Linked DNA regions of Homo sapiens: region 1 is linked to region 2. Evidence: chromatin loops called from intact Hi-C (ENCODE). Cell type or tissue: MCF 10A. All regions are shown on one strand. Links, peaks and the distances in the headings refer to the core of each region. The heading gives the core; the rest is flanking DNA. Region 1 has its middle 10 kb from the start of RUVBL1. Region 2 overlaps PODXL2 (podocalyxin like 2).

Evidence for each region. A loop is a pair of places that touch in the nucleus more often than their neighbours do. Peaks named below come from ENCODE experiments on the same cell type or tissue, not always from the same donor. Only the 100,000 strongest peaks of a DNase experiment are listed, where the experiment ranks them.
Region 1: it touches region 2 in a loop (5-fold over the local background); 11 of 110 quality-filtered maps call a loop at or near these places.

Annotation. Positions count from the first base shown.
Region 1 is chr3:128,131,767-128,136,152 of GRCh38, forward strand. It overlaps a transcript of RUVBL1 not described here. Among named protein-coding and RNA genes, the nearest start is that of RUVBL1, 10 kb to the left of the region's middle. RefSeq lists a silencer at 1,700-1,994. In MCF 10A, for the core only: a CTCF peak has its summit at 1,925 (motif pointing left); a DNase peak (open chromatin) is centred at 1,935.
Region 2 is chr3:127,649,916-127,654,301 of GRCh38, forward strand. All of the region lies in intron 2 of PODXL2 (podocalyxin like 2), which reads left to right. Among named protein-coding and RNA genes, the nearest start is that of ABTB1, 21 kb to the right of the region's middle. In MCF 10A, for the core only: a CTCF peak has its summit at 2,429 (motif pointing right); a DNase peak (open chromatin) is centred at 2,436.

The sequences.
Region 1 (4,386 bases), core at 107-4,106, 480 kb after region 2:
AAAATCCAATACACTTTCATGATCCAAAAAACAACTAGGAGTTGCCTATGAGAGGGAGGCGGAGCAAGATGGCCAAATGCACCCTCCAGAAATTGCCCCCACCTGCCGCCAGCAGGAAACCAAATTGAAAAACTATCCACACAAGAAGGCACCTTCATAAGAACCAAAAATCAGGTGAGCAGTCACAGTCCCTGGTTTTAACATCACATCAAAGAAAGAGGCACTAAAGAGAGTAGGAAAGACAGTCTTGACTCACCTGCACTACCCCTCTCTCATCCCCTGCCTGAGGCCTCATGGCACAGAGAGAGAATCTATGTACTTGGCAGAGAGATTATGGGACTTTGTACTGGAACTCAGTGCTGCCCTGTCACAGCAGAAAGCAACACAAGGCAGAATTCAACCAGCACCCACGGAGAGAGCATTTAGACAAGCCCTAGCCAGAGGGGAATCATCCATCCCAGTGGTCAGAAACTGAGTTCCGGCCAGCCTCATCACCGCAGGCTAAAGTGCTCTGGGGTTCTACAGAAACTTGGAAGGCAGTGTAGGCCACAAGGACTGCAATTCCTGGGCAAATCTTGGTGCTCTGCTAGGCTTGGAGCCAGTGAACGTGGGGTGCATGTGACCTAGCAAGACAATACCCAGGGCAATCAAGGGAGTGCTTGCATCACCACTCCCCCAAAGCCAGGCAGCGCAGCTTGCAGCTCCCGGAGAGACTCCTTCCTTCTGCTTGAGGAGAGCAGAGAGGAGAGTAAAGGGGACTTTGTCTTGCAACTTGGATACTAGCTTAGCCACAGTAGAATGGGGCAGCAGGTAGAGTCCTGAGGCCCTTATTTCAGGCTCTAGCTCCCAGACGACATTTCTAGACACACCCTGGGACAAAAGAGAATGCAGCGTCTTGAAGGAGGAAAACCCAGACTTGGCAGGATTCATCATCTGCTGAGTAGAGTGCATGGGCCTTGAATAAACATCAGTGGTAGCCAGACAGTATTTACCACGAGCCTTGGGTGAGACCCAGTGCCATGCTGGCTTCAGGTGAACCAGCACATTCCCAGTTGTGATGGCCACAGAAAGAAACCCTTTCTGTTTGAAGAAAGGAAAGAATAAAAGGGACTTTGTCTTGCAACTTGGACACCACCTCAGCCACAGTGGGGTAGAGCACCGAGTGGTCTTTTGGGTTTCCCAATTCCAGGCCTTAGCTCCTGGGTGACATTTTTGGACTTGCCTTGGGCCAGAGGGGAGCCTACTGCCCTGAAGGGAGAGACCCAGGCCCAGCAGTATTCAACACAACTTGAAGAGAGAGCCCTTGGATCTTGAGTGAGCATCAGCGGTAGCCAGGCAGTTCTTGCTATAGGCCTGGGTTGGTTGTGACCACAGGGAGAGTTCTTCTGCATGAGGAAAAGGGAGGGAAGAGTGGAAAGGACTTTGTATTGCGGTTTGGGCACCAGCTCGGCTACAGTAGACTAGAGCACCAAATGGATTCCTAAGGTTTCTGACTCCAGGCCCCAGCTCCTGGATGGCATTTCTGGACCTGCCGTGGGCTGGGGGATGAGCTTGTCACTCTGAGGGAAGGACATAAGCCTGGCTAGATTCACCAGATGCTGATTTTAGAGCTTTCAGGCCTTAAGTGAACATTGGCAGTAGCCAGGCAGTGGTCACCATGGCCCTTGGGTGAGACACAGTATTGGGCTGGGTTTGGGTCTGACCCAACAAAGTCCCAGTGGTGTTGCTACAGAGGTGCTTGTATCATCCCTCCCCCAGCTTCAGACAGCTTATCAGAGAGACTCTGTTTGTTCCTGGGAAAGTACGGGAAGAGAACAAGAGTCTCTGTCTGGTAATCCAGGGAATTCTCCCAGATCTTACCCAAGACCACCAAGGTAGCACCTCTATGCAGCTGAAAGTCACAGCTTTATTGGGCTTGGGGTGCCCCCTAGTGCAGATACAGCTGCAGTGACCAAAGACAGATTACAACACTCAATTCCCTTTGAATGCTTGGCAAGGCTTCCCAAGAAGGATGGGTACAAACAAGCTCAGACTGCAAAGACTGTAATAAATACCTAACTCTTCAATGCCCAGATATTGACAAATATCCACATCATCAAGGCTATCCGTGAAAACATGACCTCACCAAACAAATGAAATAAGGCACCAGTGATCAATCCTGAAGTGACAGATATGTGACCTTTTAGACAGACAATTCAAAATAGCTCTTTTGAGGAAGCGCAACGAAATTCAAGATAATGCAGAGAAGGAATTCAGAATCCTATCAGATAAATTTAACAAAGAGATTGAAATAATTAAAAATAATCAAGCAGAACTTCTGGAGCTGAAAAATTCAGTTGATATACAAAGCATGCATCAGTCCACAGCAGAACTGATCAAGCAGAAGCATTAGTGAGCTTGAAGACAAGCTATTTGGCCAGGCGTAGTGGCTTATGTCTGTAATCCCAGCACTTTGGGAGGCCGAGGTAGGCAGATCACTTGAGGTCAGGAGTTTGAGACCAGCCTGGCCAACAAAGTGAAACCCCTTCTCTACTAAAAATACAAATGTTACCTGGGCGCGGTGGTAGGCGCCTGTAATCCAGCTACTCAGGAGGCTGAGGCAGGAGAATCACCTGAACCTGGGAGGCAGAGGTTGCAGTAAGCAGAGATCATGCCACTGCACTCCAGCCTGGGCAACAAGAGTGAAACTGTCAAAAAAAAAAAAAAAAAAGACAGGCTATTTGAAAATACACAGAGGTGGCCAGGCATGGTGGCTCATGCCTGTAATCCCAGCACTTTGGGAGGCCAAGGGTGGCAGACCAAGTGAAGCCAGAAGTTCGAGACCAGCCTGGGCAACATGGTGAAACCCCATCTCTACAAAAAATAAAAATAAAAATAACAATAAATGAGCTGGGTGTGGTGGCACATGTCTGTAGTCCCAGCTACTTGGGAGGCTGAAGTGAGAGAATCAATTGAGCCTGGGAGGTCAAGGCAGCAGTGAGCTGTGATTGCACCACCGCACTCCAGCCTGGGTGAGAAACTTTGTCTAAAAAAAAAAAGAAGAGGAAGATGAAAAGGAAAATAAAATGCAAAGAGGGGAAAAATTTAAAAAAAAGAATGAAGCATGTCTACTAAATCTAGCAAATAGCCTCAAAAGGGTAAATCTAAGAGTTATTGGCCTTAAAAGAAAGTAGAAAGAAAGATCAGGGTAGACAGTTTATTCAAAGGGATAATAAACAGAACTTTCCAAACCTAGAGGAAAAAAAATTAATATTCAAGTATAAGAAGGTTATAGAACACCAGATATAACCCAAATAAGACTATATCTAGACATTTAATAATCAAACTTCCAAAGGTCAAGAATAAGGAAAGACTCCTAAAAGCAGCAAGAGAAAAGAAACAAATAACATACAAAGGAGCTCCAATATATCTGGCAGCAGACTTCTCAGTGGGAACCTTACAGGCCTGGAAAGAGTGGCATGACATATTGAAAGTGCTAAAGGAAGGCTGGGCATGGTGGCTCATGCCTGTAATCCCAGCACTTTGGGAGGCCGAGGCGGGTGGATCACCTGATGTCAGGAGTTCGAGACCAGCCTGGCAAATAGGGTGAAACCTCATATCTATTAAAAGAACAAAAATTAGCCAGGTGTGGCGGCATGCACCTGTAGTCCCAGCTACTTAGGAGGCTGAAGCAGGAGAATCGCTTGAACCCAGGAGGCGGAAGTTGTAGTAAGCCAAGATTGTGCCATTGCACTCCAGCCTGGGCTACAGAGCAAGACTCCATCTCAAAATAAGTAAATAAATAAATAAACTGCTGAAGAAAAAATATTTTATACTAGGATAGCATACCCAGCAAAAATATACTTCAAACATAAAAGAGAAATAAAGACTTTCTTAGACAAACAAGGGCTGAGGGATTTAATCAACACCAGACTTGTCCTACAAGAAATGCTAAAGTGAATTCTTCAGTCTGAAAGAAAAGGATGTTAATGAGCAATAAGAAATCACCTGAAGGTGCAAAACTCATTGGTAATAGTACGTACACAGACAACCACAGAGTAGTGTAGCACTGTAATTGTGGTGTGTAAACTATTCGTATCTTAAGAAGAAAGAATAAAAGATGAACTTATCAAAAATAATAACTACAATAACTTTTCAAGACATGACAGTATAATAAGATATATATCATAGAAACAACAAAAAGTTAAAAAGCAGGGGGATGAAGTTAAACTGTAGAATTTTTAATTAGTTTTCTCTTTGTTCTTTTTTTTGGCAATTAGTGTTAAGTTGTCATTAGTTGAAAATAAACTATGCAGATGTTATTTGCAAGCCTCATGGTAACCACAAATTAAAAAACCTACAACGCATGCACAAAAAATAGAAAGCAAGAAATTTAAAGATACCACC
Region 2 (4,386 bases), core at 145-4,144:
ACCAGAACAAGACTTTGTCTTAAATAAAAAAGTAGTTTTAAGTTATACTAAAACGTCTTCCCTTGCACCTCTGTTTTAGACATATTTATTTTTAATTTTGAGTGTTTTTATATTAACACTCAGTTGGATAACTGACTTGAGAGTTGTAGTGAGGGGACAATTTTCAGTGACTTGACATTAACCTAAAGGGACATTTAAAGTGATCTTTCAAGGGCTCTGGCCCTTATGCCTGTTTTAATTCTGTCTCTTGAATAGAAGAATCAGTTCATTGATATTTCAGCCTGTGCTGAAGTTCATCCCTGGGATTATGGCTGCCCTGAGAGATAGAAGTAAAGTCCAGAGTGACTTCGATAAACTGGGGAAAGAAACCTATACAGAACTGTGATGAAATATAGGAGGGAAAAATGATCTATTTAGGGAACAAAGCCAGCACCATAATGAGTTTAAAAGAAAGCGGAGAAATAAGGCCTAGGGGACCCAGGCCTGGGGCTTCATCAGGGTGAGCTGGAGCTGCATCTGAGCCAGCACCAACCCATCACAGGGGGCGCGGGAGAGCTCAGCTTACCAGCTGTGATAAATGACAGTAGTGCCACTGGAGTGGAGAAACCCCTTTACATTTTGCATCAATTAGTCTCAAGTTAGTGAATCTTGTTCAGTTTTCAATAGTTCATTCAGCAAATATTTACTGTGTACCCCCTGTGCTGATTTTGTAACACTCTTTTTTGTTTTTTGTTTGTTTTTTTTGTTGTTGTCGTTGTTGTGACGGAGTCTTGCTCTGTCGCCCAGGCTGGAGTGCAGTGGTGCGATCTCGGCTCACTGCAAGCCCCGCCTCCTGGGTTCACACCATTCTCCTGCCTCAGCCTCCTGAGTAGCTGGGACTACAGGCACCCACCACCACACCCAGCTAATTTTTTTTTGTATTTTTAGTAGAGACGGGGTTTCACCGTTTTAGCCAGGATGGTCTCCATCTCCTGACCTCGTGATCCACCCACCTCAGCCTCCCAAAGTGCTGGGATTACAGGCGTGAGCCACCGCGCCCAGCTGTAATACTCCTAAAACTGTGGTGAGGCTGGGTGCGATGGCTCACACCCGTAATCCCAACGCTTCGGGAGGCCGAGACGGGTGGATCACCTGAGGTCAGGAGTTCAAGACCAGCCTGACCAACATGGTGAAACCCCATCTCTACTAAAATACGAAAATTAGCCAGATGTGGTTGCGGGCACTTTAATCCCAGCTACTCGGGAGGCTGAGGCAGGAGAATCGCCTGAACCCAGGAGGCGGAGGTTGCAGTGAGTTGAGATCGTGCCATTGCACTCCAGCCTGGGCGACAGACTAAGACTCCATCTCAAAACAAACAAACAAAAAACACCAGGGTGAATCCAGAGTTTTCACAAGAGAAGGATGAAAACAGAAAGGTTGAGAATAAAGAATAATTACAGTTGTTTAGCCCCAGGAAAAGAAGCTAGGTTTAGGGGCAACTAAGAGACTATGTACATTGTTTCCTCTGAAGGCGGTGCTAGCAGGTGCTGCTCACTTACCAGATGAAACAGAGATGGACTTGAGTTGTAAAGGAACCATCACAGCTGGGTTTAGGCAAATGGGGGTGTAGGGGTAAGTCAATAACACAGAAATGCCTCTCTAAAGAGACCCAGCCATATTCTTGAAGATAATTGCCAGCCCATCTTCTCTAGACTCACCAGTGCCTGCCAGAGGGCTGAGGCCTCGTCAGGTAGCCTCCTGTGGTCCCTTCCCGTGTTAGGACCCTGACCCTAACCACGGATACACCTGCCGTGAGCTGGGCTGTGTGGATGCTGAGAGGAGCAGAGAACATGGAGTGTGACAGAAGGAAAGTGTGCCTTCTGTGGGCTGGGTGTTTTGCATTCCTGATGCCACTTCATCTTTGTAACAACCTGAGGTATTAGCCTCACATCATGGAGAGGTGGGTGTGTGGCACACAGAGGCAAGTGGCCACCCAGAATTCCAGCCCATGCCTCCAGAACCCTGAAGCTTGGCCTGGGGCTCTTAACGCCAGCCACTCTTGTGATTCAAGCCCAGCTTTAAGGAGGTTGGCTGCGGCCACAAAGGTACGGGCAGACTGGGGAGAGGTCATGATTCTGCTTGTCAGCTTGCTCCTGTCCAGCATCCCAAGCCAAGCCCGGGTGCTGGACTAAATGACCAGGATGTGTCAAAAGACACTGGCTTTAACCACACAAGAGTCTAAGAGTCTTACAACTTTACAACTGTGACAAGTCTAGCATCACAACTTAGAGCAAGAATCCTCCTCTCCTGGGCTCCCTCATGTGGAAAAGGCGAGAGATGGGCCCTTTGCTCTTGCAGGGCCTCTGTCTACCTGTAAAATCCCTGAGTCTGGGATTTGGAGACCCAACTGTTCTGAGGGCTCTGGGGAACATGTGGTTTCTGTTTAGAGCCACCAGGGGGGGCTGTGACTTCACAGTGCCATTCCCAGCAGTTCTGGGAGGGTCGGGAGCCCAGGAGCCTAAGTGTTATCCTGCAATCAATCCAGGAGGTCCTCCAGGGCTCTCCTGTGCAACGAGGGGGTCTGCCCCAGGTGTCTTCTGAGCTGCAGCTTAGACATTCGTGGCCTCCCATGCTCCGAGGCCCAGCCCGAGCCTCTCCCTGGAGGGCTTGAGCCTTGGATGACCTTTCTCATCCTTCAGTGCCCCAGCTCTTCCTGAGGACAGGGATGAATCCATGGAGCCAGCCCTTAGACTTCCACGTGTCTCCAGTGTGTCTCCCGGGCGGCTCGGCTTCCTCACACCTGTGTCCAGGTGTGGGGCTCTAGAGGTACACCTTGGTCCCAGACACGCTTTTGGGGTTTGGCTACAAACTAAAAGGGCTTCGTGGAGGGACCCTTCTCCTGAGCCTGAAGTGGATGGGGTAGGAAGGGATTCCCTGGAGCGCTCAGCTGGTCAGACCCTCCCTCTGGAATCAGAGCTGTCCACGGCAGCAGGGCTGAGGGTGTGGGCATCAAGGACTTGCCCTGGGTCACTGAGGGCAGGCTGGGAGGGCAGGTAGCCCTGTCATGTGTCCCCTCTCTCCTCCCTCTCCTCTTGCCTCTCCCCTCTCTTTACTCTCCTCATCTTCATCTCCCTCCTTTTCCTGCTCAGCTTCACTTCTTTGTTTCTCTTCTTCCATTCCCAATTTGATCCTTTTTCACCTCCAAAGTGCCTGCTGAGGCTTCCTCTCCCCTCTCAATGCAGCGAGTCCCTAGAAGCCTGATCTGTATTCCTTGGACACCTGAGTGGGAAAAGCACCTTCCTCCCTGTCTCTCAAAACTGTCTCACCTGCTTCAGGGCGGTGTGGCTCCTTCCTGCCACAGGGCTCTGCGCTCTCAGCCAGGATAGCCTGCCCTGTCCCTTGCCATGTTTCTATTCCCCTCTTGACAGCTCAAGCATGTTCGCTGACCTGTAGTGAAAGTCAGTGTCTCAGGCCGGGTGCAGGGGCTCTCTCCTGTAAGCCCAGTACTTTGGGAGGCCAAGGCAGGCAGATCACGAGGTCAAGAGATCAAGACCAGCCTGGCCAACAAGGTGAAACCCCGTCTCTACTAAAAATACAAAAAATTAGCTGGGCGTGGTGGCGTGTGCCTATAGTCCCAGCTACTCAGGAGGCTGAGGCAGGAGAATTGCTTGAACCCAGGAGGCGGAGGTTTCAGTCAGCCAAGATCGTGCCAATGCACTCCAGCCTCGGTGACAGAGTGAGACTCCATCTCAAAAAAGAAAAAAAAAAAAAGAGAGAAAGTGTCTCTCACATGTGCACGCTCTCTCTGTTACTCCTTATTTTAAAAAATTTTCAATTTACAGAAAAGTTGCAAGAATAATTCCGTCCACCCCTTGCTCGGACTCCCCCATTATTAACACTTTGCCGCAGTTGCTGTATCAGTGTGTATGTGTACATGTATGGATATGGAGATGCAGATCTGTACTTCTTGCTAAACCATTTAATGGTAAGTTGCAGACATGATGCTCCTTTGCTCCAAATACTTCAGTGTGCATTTCTTAGGAACAAAGCATTCTCCTAAAAACCACAGCAGGATGATCAAAATCAGGAAATTAACACTGATACAATATGCTTCTGTAATTACAAACTTTATTCAAACTTTGCCAGTTTTCCCAGTAGTGTCTTTTATAGCAAAAGAAAAAAAGAGCAGGGTTTCATAGTCCACTATCCGGTCCAGAATCACGTACTGCATTTAGTCCGCATGTCTCTTTTGTCTCTTTTTTATTCTGGAAAACCCTCTAATCTTTCTTTGTCTTTCATGACCTTGACATTGTTGGAGTGCAGGCCAGTTATTTTGTAGATTGCCCCTCAATTTCAGTTTGTCTCAAATTTCCCCATGGTCAGATTCAGGCTCTGCATTTTTGGCAG